3 separate regions of the Mus musculus genome follow, and regions 1 and 2 are each linked to region 3. A link is a loop called in an ENCODE intact Hi-C map of the cell type or tissue named here. Cell type or tissue: heart. All regions are shown on one strand. Each heading gives the region's core, and the rest is flanking DNA. Links, peaks and the distances in the headings are about the cores only.

Region 1 (5,767 bases), core at 204-5,203, 400 kb before region 3:
GAGCTGTATCTGCTCCCGGTACAGTTCAATACCCTTTCAGAAGCCAGATTATCTGTTTTAATCTGCAACCATCCTGTAAGGTGGTTGTTCTGATTTACATATGGGCACATTGAGAAGGAGACTGATAAACTAGTTCTCCTGGGGCATAGAGCTAGTAAGCACAGAGCAGGGCTTCAAACCCAGCGTGCCTACCTTTCTACGCGCGCGCGCACACACACACACGTTTATTCAACTATTATCTCTCTATCATCTATCTATACTTCAACTATCATCTATTTATCATCTATCATTTATCTATCTACACGAATGTGCACAGAAAGACATGAAAAGAGAAGGGAGGCTATTTGAGAATAGGAATGGAAGGAGAAGGAAGCAGAGGAGGAGAGCAAGAGAGAGAAATGGGAAATAAGAGTGGTCAAAACTCATGATGTAATTGAACGATACTGCCACTGTATGGATAGATTCAAGGACAGAATAATTGCCTTCGGTTGTGTACTTACTGGTGACCTCGCTAAGCCCAATAAGTAGTTCTAATCAAATATGCACTAAGTGACCTTGAATAAACTAAAAGCCAATCCAAAAGTCATGAATCTGAGAAATGGACTGGTAGGGATAGAAGGGGTAATGAGATGTGTGTGTGTTTCCTATATATATGTCTTAGTCAGGGTTTCTATTCCTGCACAAACATCATGACCAAGAAGCAAGTTGGGGAGGAAAGGGTTTATTCGGCTTACATTTCCATACTGCTGTTGATCACCAAAGGATGCAGGACTGGAACTCAAGCAGGTCAGAAAGCAGGAGCTGATGCAGAGGCCATGGAGGGATGTTCTTTACTGGCTTGCTTCACCTGGCTTGCTCAGCCTGCTCTCTTATAAAACCCAAGACTACCAGCCCAGAGATGGTCCCACCCACAAGGGGCCTTTCCCCCTTGATCACTAATTGAGAAAATGCCTTACAGTTGGATCTCATGGAGGCATTTCCTCAACTGAAGCTCCTTTCTCTGTGATAACTCCAGCGGTGTCAAGTTGACACAAAACTAGCCAGTACAATTGACCCCTTGACACACAAAAACATCACTAGTAAGCCTCAACCCTTACATTCTTATTCATCCCCAAGATCTAAACAACTTTAAAAGTCCCACAGCCTTTACATATTCTTAAAATTTCAATCTCTTTAAAATATCCATCTTTTTAAAAATCCAAAGTCTTTTTACAATTAAAAGTCTCTTAACTGTGGGCTCCACTAAAACAGTTTCTTCTTTCAAGAGGGAAAATATAAGGGCACAGTCACAATCAAAAGCAAAAGTCAATCTCCAACCGTCCAATGTCTGGGATCCAACTCACGATCTTCTGGGCTCCTCTAAGGGCTTGGGTCACTTCTCCAGCCATGCCCTTTGTAGCACACGCGTCATCCTCTAGGCTCCAGATGCCTGTACCCCACTGCTGCTGCTGCTCTTGGTGGTCATCTCATGGTACTGGCATCTCCAAAACACTGCATGACCCCTTCAGTCCTGGGCCATCAATTGCAACTGAGGCTGCACTTTCACCAATGGCCTTCCATGGCCTCTCACAGTGCCAAGCCTCAGCTGCTCTGCTCAACTCCTTCATGCCTTCAAAACCAACCAGTACCACCTGGGTGACCCTTACACATTACCAAGTCTAGCCACAGCACAATGTACAACGTTGGCTATATCTGGAACACAGCCACTGTGCTCTCAGAAAACACTTCCCAGAAGATGTCACCTCAATGATGCTGGTCTCTTCTTAATCACCGCTAATTTCTTAGCTCCGGCTAACCAGCATCAATAGTCCCAGTAATGCAAAGTTTTTGCTTTAGTAGTTCTGGTATCTTGTTAATCACAGCTGATTCTTCAGCCCCAGCTAACCAGAACTACAGAATCTTCACAATCAAAACAACAATGGCCCTCAAAAGAGTCTTTAATTTTCCCTCTGAAATTTCACAACCCAGGCCTCCATCTTCTGCACTGTCCTCAACATTATCTTCCAAGCTCCTACAAAACATCTGACAGAGCTCTTAACAACGAATGGATCTTCAAGCCCAAAGTTCCAAAGTCCTTCCACAGACCTCCCCAAAACATGGTCAGGTTGTCACAGAAATACCCCACTCTGCTGGTACCAATTTGTCTTAGTCAGGGTTTCTATTCCTGCACAAACATCATGACCAAGAAGCAAGTTGGGGAGGAAAGGGTTTATTCGGCTTACATTTCCATACTGCTGTTGATCACCAAAGGATGCAGGACTGGAACTCAAGCAGGTCAGAAAGCAGGAGCTGATGCAGAGGCCATGGAGGGATGTTCTTTACTGGCTTGCTTCACCTGGCTTGCTCAGCCTGCTCTCTTATAAAACCCAAGACTACCAGCCCAGAGATGGTCCCACCCACAAGGGGCCTTTCCCCCTTGATCACTAATTGAGAAAATGCCTTACAGTTGGATCTCATGGAGGCATTTCCTCAACTGAAGCTCCTTTCTCTGTGATAACTCCAGCGGTGTCAAGTTGACACAAAACTAGCCAGTACAATATATATGTGTATGTGTGCATGCATGCATTTTTACTTTACTTTTAAAAGTATTTCATGTCTTACTGGGAGCATACCATGGCACATGTATGGAGGTTAGAGGATAACTTATGGGGGCGGGGTTCTCTCCTCCCGACATGTGGGTCCTGGGGATTGGACTTAGGTCATTAGGCTCTGCCAACGGTGCATTTACCCTCTGAGCCATCTGTCCAGCCCAGATAGGTGTTTTTGAAGTTTTGGAAAGGTGCATAAAAGACTAAGGCTACAGTTTACCTAGGGAAGTGTGGGAACTGGGCAGATGGAACTCCAAGCGTGTGTAACTTCTGTCACAGTGTCCTTTAATTAATGCTCTGTTTCCATATGAATCTTTCTCAGAAATTCCACACTGCTTATGGAAAAGCAGAAATAAAAAGGATGGACACTGTGTATCTGTTTGGTGTTAGGTACCTGGCTCAGGACCTCAAAGAGACTTGTAGAGTAAGAACCTTTCGGCTAGACCAAAAGGTTTCAGAGAGAGAGAGAGAGGAAGGAGAGAGAGAATATGAATTTATAGAGTTTTAATTCTGACAGATTAGAGATTTCATGCTTGGTCCATGGAGAAGAACATCAAAATGTGCATTATTCTAACAAATAGCAAATTCTGACAATCAAAGATGCCAAGGAAACTCAGTTAAGTGCACACACAAATGTATTCTATAGTTTTCCAGCAGAGGGCACCTTAGGCTCTACTAACTGCGGTGGGTGGCAGGCCAGCAGTCTGAAAGCCATTTGTTGGCAGACTTGTTTTCTTAGACCTTCTCTGCTGTGGTTTGAGTAAGGAACATATGGAGGTGGGAAGCCAGAGGGTAGAGCTTAGGAAAGAAGCCAGGAGACTCCAGCTCATCACTAGCTCTGCCACTGGCTGACTGTTAATGAGCCAATAGTGTTGGGTTTCAATTCAGAGGAGAGAGTTACGCTCCAGCCACCGCTTTATAGCCCACTGGTGCTGACAGCACACATTGCTACAATAGCTACGTCCCAGCAATTCCGCGGAATCAGTATAGAGCCATGGCTTTACATGCTGTACCTCCAAGCCCCAGGGAAATTCACTGCCTTCTAGAAATACCAGTGACTGTCATCTTTTAAACAGAAGCTTCTTTTGCTTAAAAAAATAAATCAACGTGTGCCTCCTGGATGCCCTGGCACACTGCTATGGTGATAGCTTTAGCTTCTTGTTCCTGAGATGGGCAGCTGTGGAGGTCAGGGTGGTTGTGATCAGGGGAGGAGTATTAAAGGTGATACTGTGAGTCCCATTGGGCCCCCTGAAGATTAGGGCTGGGGAGATGACCTTCTGGGGGCTAGGTTAGAAGGATGAGCAGGGGCCGAGGGTGTCTCTGGCAGAAGCTGAGGTGTGGCTTCACAGGGACAACAGGTGATGGACAAGCCTCTCTAACTGGTGGAGCCCATAGACCTGGGGGTGTTCTGCTAGGCAGCTGGCTCTACGATGCACTACTGTTTGAGCCTCCAGCTCAGAAGCTACTATCTTAGGCCCTGTTCTTAGAATTGGCCAAAACAATTATTTACAGGAGGGAGGGGAGATGGGAGAGCAGGCAGGAAAGCCTAGTCCATGGTCTGAGATTCAGAGCCAACACTGTAAGAAGGTGCACACCTTAAATCGAAGCTTTCAGAAGGAATGAGAGAGTTCCAGGATTACACAGAGAAATCCTGTCATGGGGGAGGGGCAGGGAAGCTCCCTCGATCCCTTGGATTTTCTTGTTCCTACTCTTCCACCACCTCACTCTTCCATATTCTCTGTCCCTTCCAATCTTTTCCTTTCTCTCTCTCTCTTTTTTTCCTATCTTGTGTTTTCTGGGGTTTCTTGCAGGGGCCGCTCTGTTGAGCTTAGCTCTGAGCAGAAGAGCAGGGACTCAGCTTTTACTGGGAGGGTGACTGACATGCAGACGCCTCCTGCTGTGGTCAAATAGAATGTGGTTGGGCCATCTCCCAGAAGAAAGGCCGCCTTGGCTCCTGTCCCATCTAGCACCACCAAGGAGCACAGCAGGCACAATCCACTACCAGGGCTACAGACAAAAGCTGGCCGCCTACTTGCTTGATTTTGTGGGTTTCAGCCAAAAGGTTTGTGGTCCTCCCGAAGTATGTATCATATAATGAATTGCTGTACCCAATGTCACGCACATTTAAATTTCATGGAAGAAGTTAATGACACCGGCAGAAGTTGTGATCTTTTCTTCTCACACCAACCACATTGTCCTGCTGCCTGCCGTTTGGCACACGTCCTTTGACTAAAGAGTCCTCATGGCAAAAAAAGAGTCCCTGTGGGTGATGGAAGACTCTGGGTCTGCTCCCGGGCTGAGGGTCCCTCCTTAACAACTTGGTTGCTAATGGTCATGGGCTTGGTTACCTATGTACTTCCCTCAGAGGTCATGCTGGTCCTTACTTAGGACTTTGTCTTAGTCAGGGTTTCTATTCCTGTACAAACATCATGACCAAGAAACAAGTTGGGGAGGAAAGGGTTTATTCAGCTTACACTTCCATGCTGCTGTTCATCACCAAGGAAGTCAGGGCTGGAACTCAAGCAGGTCAGGAAGCAGGAGCTGATGCAGAGGCCATGGAGGGATGTTCTTTACTGGCTTGCCTCCCCTGGCTTGCTCAGCCTGCTCTCTTATAGAACCAAGACTGCCAGCCCCGAGATGGTCCTACCCACAAGGGGCCTTTCCCCCTTGATCACTAATTGAGAAAATGCCTTACAGCTGGATCTCCTGGAGGCATTTCCTCAACTGAAGCTCCTTTTTCTGTGATAACTCCAGCCTGTGTCAAGTTGACACAGAACTAGCTGGTACGGACTTGTTCCAGCCCAAATACTCGTGAGAAGTGACCCAGCTTACCCCCAGGTGGACAGCTGAAGGGTGGGGAGTGGGAGGGAAGAAGAGAGGCCAGAGAGGAGAAGCAGATGTACTATTTTTTTTTTTTTGGTTGATCTGGTGTCTAGTGTCATTTCTGTTGCTCTGATGAGCACAAGGAACCCAGAGGAGTAATGGCCCATCTGTCTTACAGCTCCAGGTCACAGTCTGTCATTTTGTGGAAGTCAAGGCAGGATCCCGAGCAACTGACCACAACATATCACAGTCATGAGCGGAGAGAAGTGAGCGCATCGGTGCTGTCTGCTTGCTTTGCTAACTTTCTACTGTCCAATAGCTCAGGACCCCTCACCTCTCACAACGAGCTGGGTCTT
Region 2 (5,767 bases), core at 204-5,203, 47 kb before region 3:
TAAAATAACTGTTAAATCTACAGGTATCAGTCAACACCAACAAATCTTATCAACTGAGTGAACAATAAGTGAACACACTATAAGTTACATAAACCAATACTTAGACATGGTATCTCAAGTGCAGAAGTAGGAAAGAATAAGGAAAGCAACAGCTGTCAAAGTCCCTGTGACAGACAAAGCAAGTCCTGGAGCCAAACCGACCCCAACCAAGCAAGACCCACCAAAGAGGAGCCACCCACTTCTACCCCAAACCTGAGCCTGGAAGGCCTCAGGTCTGCAGGAAGGGGGGTTCAGGCTTGAAGGTAAAAATGAAAGGATTGCTAGGTGGTGGCCCACGGTTTTAATCCCAGTTAATCCCAGCACGGGGGAGGCAGAGGCAGATTTATCTCTGAGTTTGTGTACCCCATCATGCCCCGGCCATCCTGGTCTACATAGCCAGTTAGTTCCAGGCTAGCCACAACTACTACACACCCCTGTTCTCAAAATAAATAAATAAACAAATAAATAAATAAATAAATAAATAAAATAAAATAAAAATATGGCCTAACCCAGGAGCATTAGCTATTGTTTGTAACCCTAGCATTCAGGAGGTTGAGGCAAAACTGTCCTACAGTAGGGTAAAACCTGCCTCAAAAAACTGAGAGGGCTAGCGGAGGGAGGAGACTGGTTAAAGCTGGCTGGGTATGATAGAGTGGCAGACTGCATGATTAGGATGCACGAGGCTCTGGGTTGGATATCAGTGCGAGGGAGGCAGAACTCCACCCCTAGAACTTCCACCATGTTCAGTGCTGGGTGGAAAATAAGCAACAAAAGGACTCCAGATTGATCCTTCTCCCACCCTTCCGTAGGCAGCTCCTGCAGAGTACCAGAGCAGGGATATGTTAACTAAGCAAAGGCAATAGAGACCTTTGTACACCTCACCTTACCTAGAGGCCCCACCACAACCCTTCACACCAATCATACTCAAGTTCCTGGTTTCCCTTTTGATTTTCAAAAGTTCTACTGCATAGAGTTCCACCTCACACATAGCTAATATTTTCCTTACATCAGTACATCAAAAGTCAGTGGCCAACCGGAGACTCCTATATCTAAAGGTTTCTACCCATACCATAAAAGGGCCGTAGCCTAGAATGCTGAGCCAGCACCTCCAGGGAACAGTTTCAACCTGGAGCCAAGAGCGCCAACCCTCCACTGCCTGACTAGTCTGAAAACATTTAGGCCAACGTCAAGGGGAATGCTGGAAATCTCTGCTGGCACCTGGGCTGGTGAAGCACAGGCGTGGGCCCGGCTCGCCCCACCCCACTAGCAGTCCCGTAGGCCTGGGTCACGTGGCTTTAAAGGAGCAGAGGTCATTTTCCTCCACCTTCTTTTAAGCATGAGTTTTTTTTTTTTTTAAGGAAGGAAGGAGGGATTAAGAAATGAAACCGTTTCCCTCTGTAGTCCCACTGTTGTGGAATCCATTACATAGCCCAGGCTGGTTTCCAATGCACAGCGATTCTCCTGCCTCAGCCTTCCAAGTGCCGTGATTGCCTTGCTCTGGTATGGCTCTGGGGACTCTGGAGTTTTAGGTCACCATGGCCAGAGCCTATGGGAAACAACTGTCCCCTGAACGGCTTCGAACAAAGATGACACCTTCACCAACATTTTGCAAATGCTACTCTGAATCCGGGGACTGCAGACCATACCTCCACAGCAGTCCCTCACAGGAAGCACCTGGAGATCAGTCTTCCCGAGACACTAAAAGGAGTTAAACTTCCCTTTCAATCCCACAATTTATCTCCCTTCCCAAACACGTGAGGGGATCTGGTTAGGTGGAGGTAAGGTGCGGATGGGTTTTAGTCCTTTACTCTTGGGCCCTAGGGGACCAAGTCCAATTTACCTATCTCTTGGTCCGCACGCCCAGCACTCTGGGAGAGGATGCTATCTCTCCCGGCTAGCAGGGCCCTGACTGAAGGAGGCTGTCCTGCAAGTACCTTTCCTCCATCACATTGGCCATTCCCCTCCAGAGAAAGGTTCTGGGAGAGCCCCTATCCTTTAGCTCTGCTTCTCTTCCTGTTTCTCGGTTTAACTCTTCGTGCAGGTTCCACCCCAGCCACCCACTACCAGGTTCCCATTCTCAATAGAACAGGTCTTTTAGGGTGCCAGGCACTGCGTGGGTTTGTGTGTGGAAAAGTTCCCGGGGCAGATTCTTTAGAATAAGCCACAAACCTGCACTAGATGCAGGTCGATACTCGCCCTGAGCACCCCTGAGACTTGCAATCTGCGAGCTGGAAGGGCCAGAGCTGAACCCTTCCCTTTAAGCTCCTCCCTCGGAGCTCCCCGAAGTCCCCACCTCCGCCCTTGAAGTGCGCCAAGGCCACTGGAAAGAAGCCGATCACCGCGGGGTCACCAGGCTCGGCCCTAAAGCGTGAAAGCTGGAGCTCTGCCGGTCTAGCCTGCGGGAGCCTAAGACCGCGATCCGCCAGGGCGAGCAGCATCTAGGGCCGCGGAGGAACCGCGCCTGCGCCCTGGGCAAGTGAAGGGCCTGTCTCCACCACCGCTGCTCAGCCCGCTCCCCCGACCCCAGCCAAAGTGACTTCCGCCATGGAGCCACTGTGCCCCGGGCAAACTCACCGAGCGCAGCGCGACAGCCTGGGCCTGCAGCCACCAAGCCAAACGGAGCCGCTCCTGGCCTCTCCCGTGCACTCCTAAGTACCCGCGCAGCTCCGCCCTCCGCTGGGGGCTGATTCGTCACGTGATGCTTGACCGCGCCCCCGCCCCTGCCGGCCCCTCCCCCTTCATCCCGGGACTCTGCAAGCTGTGTTAAACCCAAAAGAAACTGGTGGTTTGTCTGCTCTCTTTCCATTTCGCACAGAGATGCTCTCCAGGGACCTCTGCAGGTACCCTGCACTGGGAAGATACAACATCTTCGTGACATGCATTCCTCGGGAAGGCCCCGCTGGCTCGGGGACCTGGAAATGTCTGGAGGAGCCTCCTGGCCTTATATTCTGAAGCTCAGACTATAATGGCGTAGAAATACTCAAACCAAGGGAAGCAACCAAAAACTAGAACTGGGCTGGGATTGTAGCCCAGAAGTAGAGCTCTTACTTACCAAGCCCAAGGCCCTGGGTTCGATCCCTAGTTTAAAAAGAAAGAGAGAAACCAAAACCCCATGAATTTTGTCCAAGGCATGTTATGAAATTCAGAACTCCTGCCAGGCCATATGAACCTCCCCCCATCTTGTGTGGTAAGCTAGCCAGTGAGAAGCTGGCTGACCTAGTTGATCTGACAGGTCATAGCATACCCCCACCCCCACCCCAGGGTCGAGCACCCTCAGATCTCTCCAATCCTTAGGTCTATCCTGTAATATAGGAATGGCCTCATGTCAGCATGGTATCTTGTAGCCAGGCTTGTGACGATAAGAAAGGTTTGGATCTAGTGGATTCCAAGGTTCTATTGGTAGGCTCCCAGTTAAGGACAGGAGTGGAAGTGTAGTTACTGAACCCCAGTTAAGTGGAATACAGGAAGAACTCAGAAAACTTGCGGAAAGGCAGGTCCATGGCCATCTGTCCAAGGCCAGCTGTCCCAGCTGCTGACAACAGGTAGAAACTGGCTGCTTATTTTAGGGTAAAAAGTCCAAACAAAAATGAGCAGCCTTTCTTGGCTAAAAGCCCAAAATGTCCTCTGACATGCCCAGAGCCTGGCCCTTGGCAGGAGCTAGAGATGTTTAAGTGTCTAAGCCAAAAGTGTCTCTGGCTGCCAGGAAGGGGGTCTTCAAGTCTTTTCCACAAAGGAGTGACCTTTCCTGGAAGCCATACTGAGGCTGTGACCCAAACTGAAATGACTTCAACACCTGGAATGAAAACTGGACTGACCAGCTAGCTCAACCTTCTTCCTGCCTCCATCCCACTAAAGGCTACAGTCCTATTAACCCCCAGGCTTTGGGGGGCTCCAGGATGGGATCCGACTCCCTCCAGGGACCCCACGGGCTGCTCAAGACCTTTGCCTTCTTTCTCTCCCTTCAGCTCCCTACAGTCCTTCCCACCTTCCTAAAACTCACCTTCTGTGGTCCATGAATTTCCTTCCTCAAAACTGAGAGACAAGAACCCAGAAGTACCTGGCTTGGGCTGACTTCAGTGGTGCTGAAAAAGGCTTCATTTTAAAATGTTAGAATATTCCCATATCACTGCCTGCTCACCCCAGCCTGTCCAGACAGCTGCAGAGTCCAGCCTGCACATCAGTGTTTCATAGATCATCTTCCCCCTGGACACATAGACCGTAGTAAATCCTTCCTTTATAGCGCCTCAGATGAGCTGAGGGCTACACATGCATTATCACAGTGTGTTAATAAAGGAGAGGCTTCTGAAGCGAAACAATGATAAGCAGTCACATGTGAGATAAACCCGTAGTCCTAACACTTGGGAAATTTGGGGGCTATAGGGTCAATCTGAGCTACACAGCACATTCAAATCCAACCTGGGCTACAGGAGACCCTGTCTCAAATGACCAACATACAGGGCTGTGAATATAGTTCAACTGGTAGAGTTATCCTGACTTGTATGCTTAGAGTTCTGGGTTCCATCCCTAGCCCTCCATAAACCTGGCATCGTGGTTCTCACTATGAGATGGAAGCAGAAAGGTCAAAGTTCAAGACCGCAGCATCAGTTTGATGGCTCAGCTGGCAAAAGTGCTTCCTACACAGCCCAATGACCTATACCACTTTGATCCCTGGAAACCACAGTAGAAGGAGAGAACACATTCCAAAAAAGTTGTCCTCTAATACTCATGCCATAGCTCACGCACCCCTCAACTCTCTCTCCCTCTCCATCTCTCTCTCTCTCTCTAATAATAATAATAATAATAATAATAATAATAATAATAATTTTAGAAGCTCAAAGCTATCCATATCTCCCTAGTGATTTGTGGCCAGCATGGGTTACAAGAGACTGCATATCAAATAAATAACCAAATAACCAAATGAATACGACCAGAGTAGACTCTTCTGGAGAGTCCGTCTGTGGGAAACTTTAGGAGGAAGCTATCCCAGCATACTTAAATCCCTTCATGCACACTTTGAGTCCTCCGCCTCCTAAGGGATAAGAATGTGCTATGTTGTTCCTTGCTGTATTCTGCATGGTGCCTGCCTGTCACCAGGTAGAGGGCAGAGACAATGGGTGTGCACACGAAGTGAACCTTGAAGATTGAGTCCAGGTTCAGCTTTACCAGCTCACCTAGGGCTCAGGGCTTGTTCTTAGAATGTTTAGAGGGATCTTGCCCTGAGTGTGTAAAAGTGTTTTTCTAGTGAACATGTGGACAGGAGACTGGGCATACGCCCTGAAGAAATATGGTTGCTCATATTAACGTTACCAAATATGCACAGCGGTATTATTCACAGGCGCCTAGAGATGGAAACAACTTCTGTTTATCAACTGATGCTTGGATAAACAAAATGTCCCACAATCGCAAAACAGGGTGTGACTCAGCTATCAAAAATGCTGCGCTACCACATACACTGTGGATGAACCTTCAAGACTGTGTTAAGTCAGGGAAGGACCTCATGCTGTGTGCTCCCACTTCCACTTACAGCAAGAGAAAGCTAGCATAGAGATAGATTAGCAGGTAACCAATGGTGCCTTGGGAGAAGAGCTTTGAGTCTGGGAAGGACCCTATGGGGCCTCGGGGCCTCGGGGAGCACTTGTTAAAGTGCTGACAACTACAGACTCATGCACTTCATTTTATCTTTAGTATTTTGGGGATTCCCACCCCTCCCCCATTTTTTGTTTGTTTT
Region 3 (5,767 bases), core at 455-5,454:
TCTAGAACATCTGGAACCCGAGAGAGTGTAGTGTGGAGGAGGGGGCAGGGGAGGGGGTGAGGAAAGAGGGGTAAGGCTGCTGTGGCTCAGGGTTCCAGGAATTCCATCATACTGCCTGTCCTGTGGGAGCATCAGTTCCCAAAAGGTCCAACTGAGGCTGGAGATCTACTTCCAAGGTGGCTCGCTGCATGGCTGGCAAGCTGGTGCTGGCTGCTGGTGAGGGGTCCTCAGCTTCTCCCCATCGGGATTGCTGGAGTGCTCCCCACCACACGGTGGCTGACTTCCCCACAGTGAAAGCAGGACAGTCTTTATGACCTTGTCTGAGAAATCAGACCATCATTTCTGAGACCAGTTTTGCAGACAGCTGCTTGCGACAGAGGCGTGACATCAGGAGGCAGGGTCATTGAAGACAATCCTGGGTGTGATGCAGTGCTCCCGTGCTCCCCAGCAATGTGCAATGGCAGTGTTGGTTGAGAAAAAGAAAAGCACTCAACACAGAGAGATAGCTGTTTCATAGCAGAAAGCAACAACGTAGCTCTTAGGCTTTCCTGATGAAAGTCCTCCCCCCCTCCCCCACTTCTTCTATTCTGTGGTTTTGGGGATCAAACTAAAGGCCTCACAACGACAGGCAGCCTCCGCCACCGAGCAACACACCCTCAACCTCCCTGATCTCTTTCTGTTTTTGCTTTGTTGTTTGATTCTTTGGGACAAGATCAAACGTAGCCCAGGTGGGCCTTGAACTTGCTGTGTAGCCAAGGGTGGCCCTGATCTCCTGATCTTCTTGCTTTTGTCTCTCTACCACTGAGATTAGGAGCATGGGTCTCCACACCCAAACTCCTTGAGTTTGTAATAAAAGTTGCACTAGAGCAGGGCGTGGTGGCGCATGCCTTTAATCCTAGCACTCGGGAGGTAGAGGCAGGCGGATTTCTGAGTTTGAGGCCAGCCTGGTCTACAAAGTGAGTGCCAGGACAGCCAGGGCTACACAGAGAAACCCTGTCTCGAAAAACCAAAAAAAAAAAAAAAGTTGCACTAGGGGATTTTCGTCATCAATAGTGTGAACATTGGAAAGGATTAGTGTAAACACAGATGATTTTGGTTTGTTTGGGGCGGGGTGTCTTAGGAAAAGAAAAATTTTAAAATAAAAATAATTTTTGAGAAAACATGTTTAATGTGATTTAAACACTGTGGAATGTGTATACATATCAAAATATCACACATTATTTCCTTAACATGCACAATTGTATGCCTTTATGTACCAGTTAATAATTTTAACTAGGGCTGCGGAGATAGTTCAGTAGGTGAAGTGAGGATGTTGCATAGACATGAAGATTTGAGTTTGATCCCCAGGACTCAAGTGGAAAAGCTGAGTGTGATGGTGGTGATTGTAACCCCAGTCCGGGAAGGTGGAGATAAGATTCCCTGGGTGTCCCTGGCCAGCTACCTACCCACCCACTCGACCAAACTCCATCTCTCTCTCTCTCTCAGAGATACCAATTTTTAAATATATTTTATGCTGCTCTGTGAATGCAGTTCCCAAGGAGGCCAGAAGGGGGCATCAGATACCCCTGGCGTTGGAGTTGCAGATGGCTGAGAGCCATCTGACTGGGGCTTGACAACTCTTCAGTGCTGGGCAAGGGACCTAACTCCAGCCCTTAGGCAGGGTGTGGTGGTGCACACCTCTAATCTCAGAGCTCGGGAGGCGGAAGCAGTCTCTGAGTTTGAGGCCAGCCTGGGTGTACATAGTGAGTTCCAAGGCTACACAGAGAGACCCTGTGTAACCTTGTTTCTCACCTTTTTGAAACCTATGGTCTATTATTGTCATTCATTGTCACCCTACTATGACACAGTTATCAGGCACGGGGTTCTGAGAAGTTGGAGAACAGCTATGCTCAATCAAGGCCTTGTCCTCAGCCCTTCCTAACAGGCTCTATTTTATTGTTGTTGTTGTTGTTATTTGTTTGTTTGTTTGTTTCAAGACTGGGTTTCTCTGTGTAGCTCTGGCTGTTCTGGAACTTGCCCTATGGCCTAGGATAGACTTGAACTCATGAAGATCAGACTGCCTCTGCCTTCCTAGTGCTGGGATTTTAAGGTGTGTTCCACTCCCACCTCCACCTCCACCCCCATCCTGCCCCAGGCCCTACTCCGAGTTTTGACCTGTAGGTTTCCCAGCTGTGGGTCACTTTTCGCGTCTTCCTTTTCCTTTACCGGAGGTCTGTTGGGGGCAGCTAGAGTTCAGCAGCTCTCTGTAGACTCCCTTCCCCTGTATTGTTTGTTCTCTGCACACATATGCCCTTTCCTAACCAAACAGCGCGGAGTCAAAGAAAGCTGAATAGGTCTCATAACCCCGTTTCCTGGTCACAAGACAGACAGTCGTCATCCCTGCCTTGTCTGCCTCCTGGTGTCTCGCAGGACCTCTCTATGTCCGTATTTGTTTCCAGCCGGGGTCCGGATGTAGGCTGAGCTTTTTACATTGCCCCTTAGACAGTCTCCAAGTCACACCTCCAGTCTTGCAAAAGGCTTATTGGCTACAGAGCCCGCTTTTCATGCTCACAGCGCCACCAAGTGGCTTACCTGGTGGAAGAACAGTCAATTATCTGGAGCGAATAGGATCCATCCAGGAGGAGCAGTCTCCTCACAGGGATGCCAGTGTTCCTGCTAGAACACGCCAATACAGACCTCCCTGACTTTTTCCGCTGTGACTTTGGTGTTTCTCCTTTCCTGTCTCTGAAGGAATGGGGTCTGTAGATAGGGAACTTAAGAAACTCTCTCATACCATAGTCTAATGACCCTAAGTTTGTATGGACCTGCAGCACATTCCCGCGGCACAGGTGCCTGGTTTCCATATCTCACCCCACCCCCACCTGCCCATCACCTGAGCTCGGTGCTACCTGCTCCTCCACCCGCGATTGTGCCTGCTGCATCTGCACTTTCCTGACACCTCTGCCTTCATCTCCTCCCGCGACTCCACCTCATTCTTCTTCATCAGCCCCTCCTTGCTGTCTGCACTCCACACCCCCTGCCCACACACCAATTCCGGAAACTATACCTCTCCAAACTCCAGGTGTCTGGACTCCTGGGTCCTCTAGGCCCAGACTGACCCACGGCCAGACGACTTTGGGCTAGATTCCATGTGCTTATCCTGACCATCTTGCCATCTGTGGAAAGAGATAGGGTGGGAGTCCATGTTGAAAGCAAAGCCTCCTCACTCAGGGCCTGCTTTGAAGCCCCGCCCCTGCTGAGCTTGTAGATTAGGGACCCAAAGCCTCTCCTGCCTTTTGACTCCAAGGCCAAGTTTCATCTTTCCATCTTAACCCAAACTATCCTGCATCTACGGAGGAGGACTCTCCTGTCCCCCAAATACTTCCATGTTCCTCATCTTCACAATGCAGAACACATACGCCTTTGACCCAGAAACATTTCATCAGCTACTCATCCTGAAACCCACATGCACTTCTGAAGGATGAGTGATAGACCCTTTCTCTCCCTCTGCGACAGATTAGAACAGATTAAAAATAGATAAAGGCAGGTTTATTAGGAGTCAGCTCTCCTGTGGGCTCACTGATCCCACAGGCGGAGGTCAGTGAAGCCACACACCTGGCCTAAAGCAAGAGGATTTCATAGAGTTTACTCGAGGAGTGATGGCGTGCCAGCGAGGCACTTTCCTGACACCTCTGCCTTCATCTCCACCAGCGAGGCACACCATGGACAAAAACAGCCCCTGGGCGGCCACTTTTAGGTGGGTGGTCAGAAAGGAGGAGAGATGGCTTCTAAGCCTGAGTTGTTTCCCTTGCAGGCTTTCCTTGGGTGAAGAAGAGCAAACAGGGTGTCTTAGTTTGTACAGGAGATAAGCAAGGGTTCCGACCAAACAGTGGGGATGAGATCTGCTCATCACCTCCACAACTCCTAACTGTAAAGGTGATGTGGATCTACTTCCATACAAAAGAGCTTGCAGGAAAAGTAAGAATCGGTTGCTAACTCCACAAGGGAAGAACTCCGGGCTTAGAAGCAATCGCTCCTCGTTCCTGACAACCCACCCAAAAGTGCCTGTCCAGGAGACTACTCAATTTTCAATGGATACATACGTCTAGAATAAAGACTCCTTCCTATGAAATACACACACACCTACACAAACATAACCACATACACACACACACACATACACACACACACACACACACACACACACACACAGAGAGAGAGAGAGAGAGAGAGAGAGAGAGAGAGAGAGAGAAGAGAGAGAAAGAGAGACCTACACAGACATAACCACAGACATACACATACACACACACACAGACACACACACACACACACACATGAAAAAGGGAGATAAGAGTTAGTTGCTCTAGATGTCAAGGATCCTATATGTTGATTATCTTTGAAGACAGTTGTTTTCTACCTCTAATCACTGAGCTTCTAGAAGCACGAGTCCTTATGTGTTCTTCAAGTCTAGCCCACATTACTCTTCCCTGCAGGACTCTGGCTCTCACAGGCTGAAGGGACTGCCCATGCTTTTTTGCTGAGAAAACACTTTAAAAAAAATTCTTTGACAATTTCATACATGCATGCAATTTATTTAGATCATTCTCACCTCTGACTCCATGTTCATATCCCACATATCCCCTCCAATCCCCCCCCCCCCCCCCCCCCGTCAATCCAGCAAGCACTGCCTGCTGGAGTGTTGCCCTGACCTGGTACAGGTGACCATAGCTACAGTAACTTTGAGAGTGTGATGTTCACACCCGGAAGACAGAATTCCACAGACTTCATTCCAGCCCTTCAGCTCCGACATTCCCTCTGCCTCCTCTCTCACAGTGTTCCCGGAGGGAGCTGGGGTGGACTGACACAGAGGCTGAGTACTCAGGTCACTTCTCTGTATGTCGATCAGTTGTGAGTCCCTGCATTGATGCCCACTGCAGAAAATGGGCCATCTGGCCCAGGGTGAGGGCAGCACTAACCTCAGAGGATAAAGGTAACTATTCAGTGGGCAGTTGGACAACATTTCGTTGTAGTAGAAGCAATTTAAGCTTATCCCCATCTAGCTTACAAATGAATGAGACTCAGACTGTGGTTGTTTTGTTTGGCTTTGGCAATTACTGGGATCACCCCTAATCTACTCTTCTAACTGCTGGCCTGGCTGCCTCCCCAGCAGTGTACCCCAGACACTTGCTGTTTCTCCTGGCCACGTGCTCACAGTCCATCTCCCCTCATGGAGGCGTCTTCTCTCTCCTCCTTCTCCTCCTGGTCTCTCTCTTCTTCACTCCCAATCAGGTAACTTAAAACCTACCTACCTCTAATCCTGCAAATAATTGGCTATAGCCAATTATTTGCAGGATTAGAGTTTTAAATCAAGGAACTAATAGTTTTAAATCAAGGAACAAGGTTTGCATAACAAAATCTTGTAAACATGACAATTCACTCATCGGCCTAGACCTTCAGGTACAGAATTTAGCATTACAATACATAGCGACAGACCAAACCACAACATGCTTTTACCATGCTCCTTGTGGTCTGGTATTTGCTTATTGACTCATGCATATGAATTCCTACTGATTGGAACTCTGAGGTAATAGATCCTGTCTAATTGAGTTTTAGATTCCTGTTAAAGGGAAATTGTTCTGACAATTGCCTAAACCTCAGAAAACAGTTTAAGACTAGCTCCGTGAGCTATGACTATTGGAGCTCAACTCCAATTGCAACAAGGCCAAAGGGGAGCATTTATAGCCAAGGACAGGATTAGGGAGCCAATGGATTGAACATTAATAAAGAA

Evidence for each region. A loop is a pair of places that touch in the nucleus more often than their neighbours do. Peaks named below come from ENCODE experiments on the same cell type or tissue, not always from the same donor. Only the 100,000 strongest peaks of a DNase experiment are listed, where the experiment ranks them.
Region 1: it touches region 3 in a loop (2.5-fold over the local background); 14 of 42 quality-filtered maps call a loop at or near these places.
Region 2: a loop joins it to region 3, with 2.0 times the contacts of the local background. A loop is called at or near these places in 10 of 42 quality-filtered maps.

Annotation. Positions count from the first base shown.
Region 1 is chr14:63,468,760-63,474,526 of GRCm38, reverse strand. No RefSeq gene overlaps it. Among named protein-coding and RNA genes, the nearest start is that of Gm17232, 22 kb to the left of the region's middle. In heart, for the core only: a CTCF peak has its summit at 3,235 (motif pointing right); no DNase peak of the experiment used is centred there; H3K27me3 peaks cover 491 bases.
Region 2 is chr14:63,119,412-63,125,178 of GRCm38, reverse strand. It overlaps Ctsb (cathepsin B), which reads right to left and starts at 2,717. Exons shown (of 10, transcript NM_007798.3): 1 at 2,614-2,717. In heart, for the core only: no CTCF peak of the experiment used is centred there; DNase peaks (open chromatin) are centred at 1,258 and 2,698; H3K4me3 peaks cover 2,610 bases; H3K27ac peaks cover 2,700 bases.
Region 3 is chr14:63,073,148-63,078,914 of GRCm38, reverse strand. It overlaps Gm35908 (a long non-coding RNA gene), which reads right to left. Exons shown (of 4, transcript XR_874690.2): 3 at 3,047-3,155; 4 at 1,540-2,571. Among named protein-coding and RNA genes, the nearest start is that of Gm35908, 5.2 kb to the right of the region's middle. In heart, for the core only: CTCF peaks have their summits at 1,544 (motif pointing right) and 2,565 (motif pointing left); DNase peaks (open chromatin) are centred at 604 and 2,394; H3K4me3 peaks cover 1,007 bases; H3K27ac peaks cover 3,424 bases.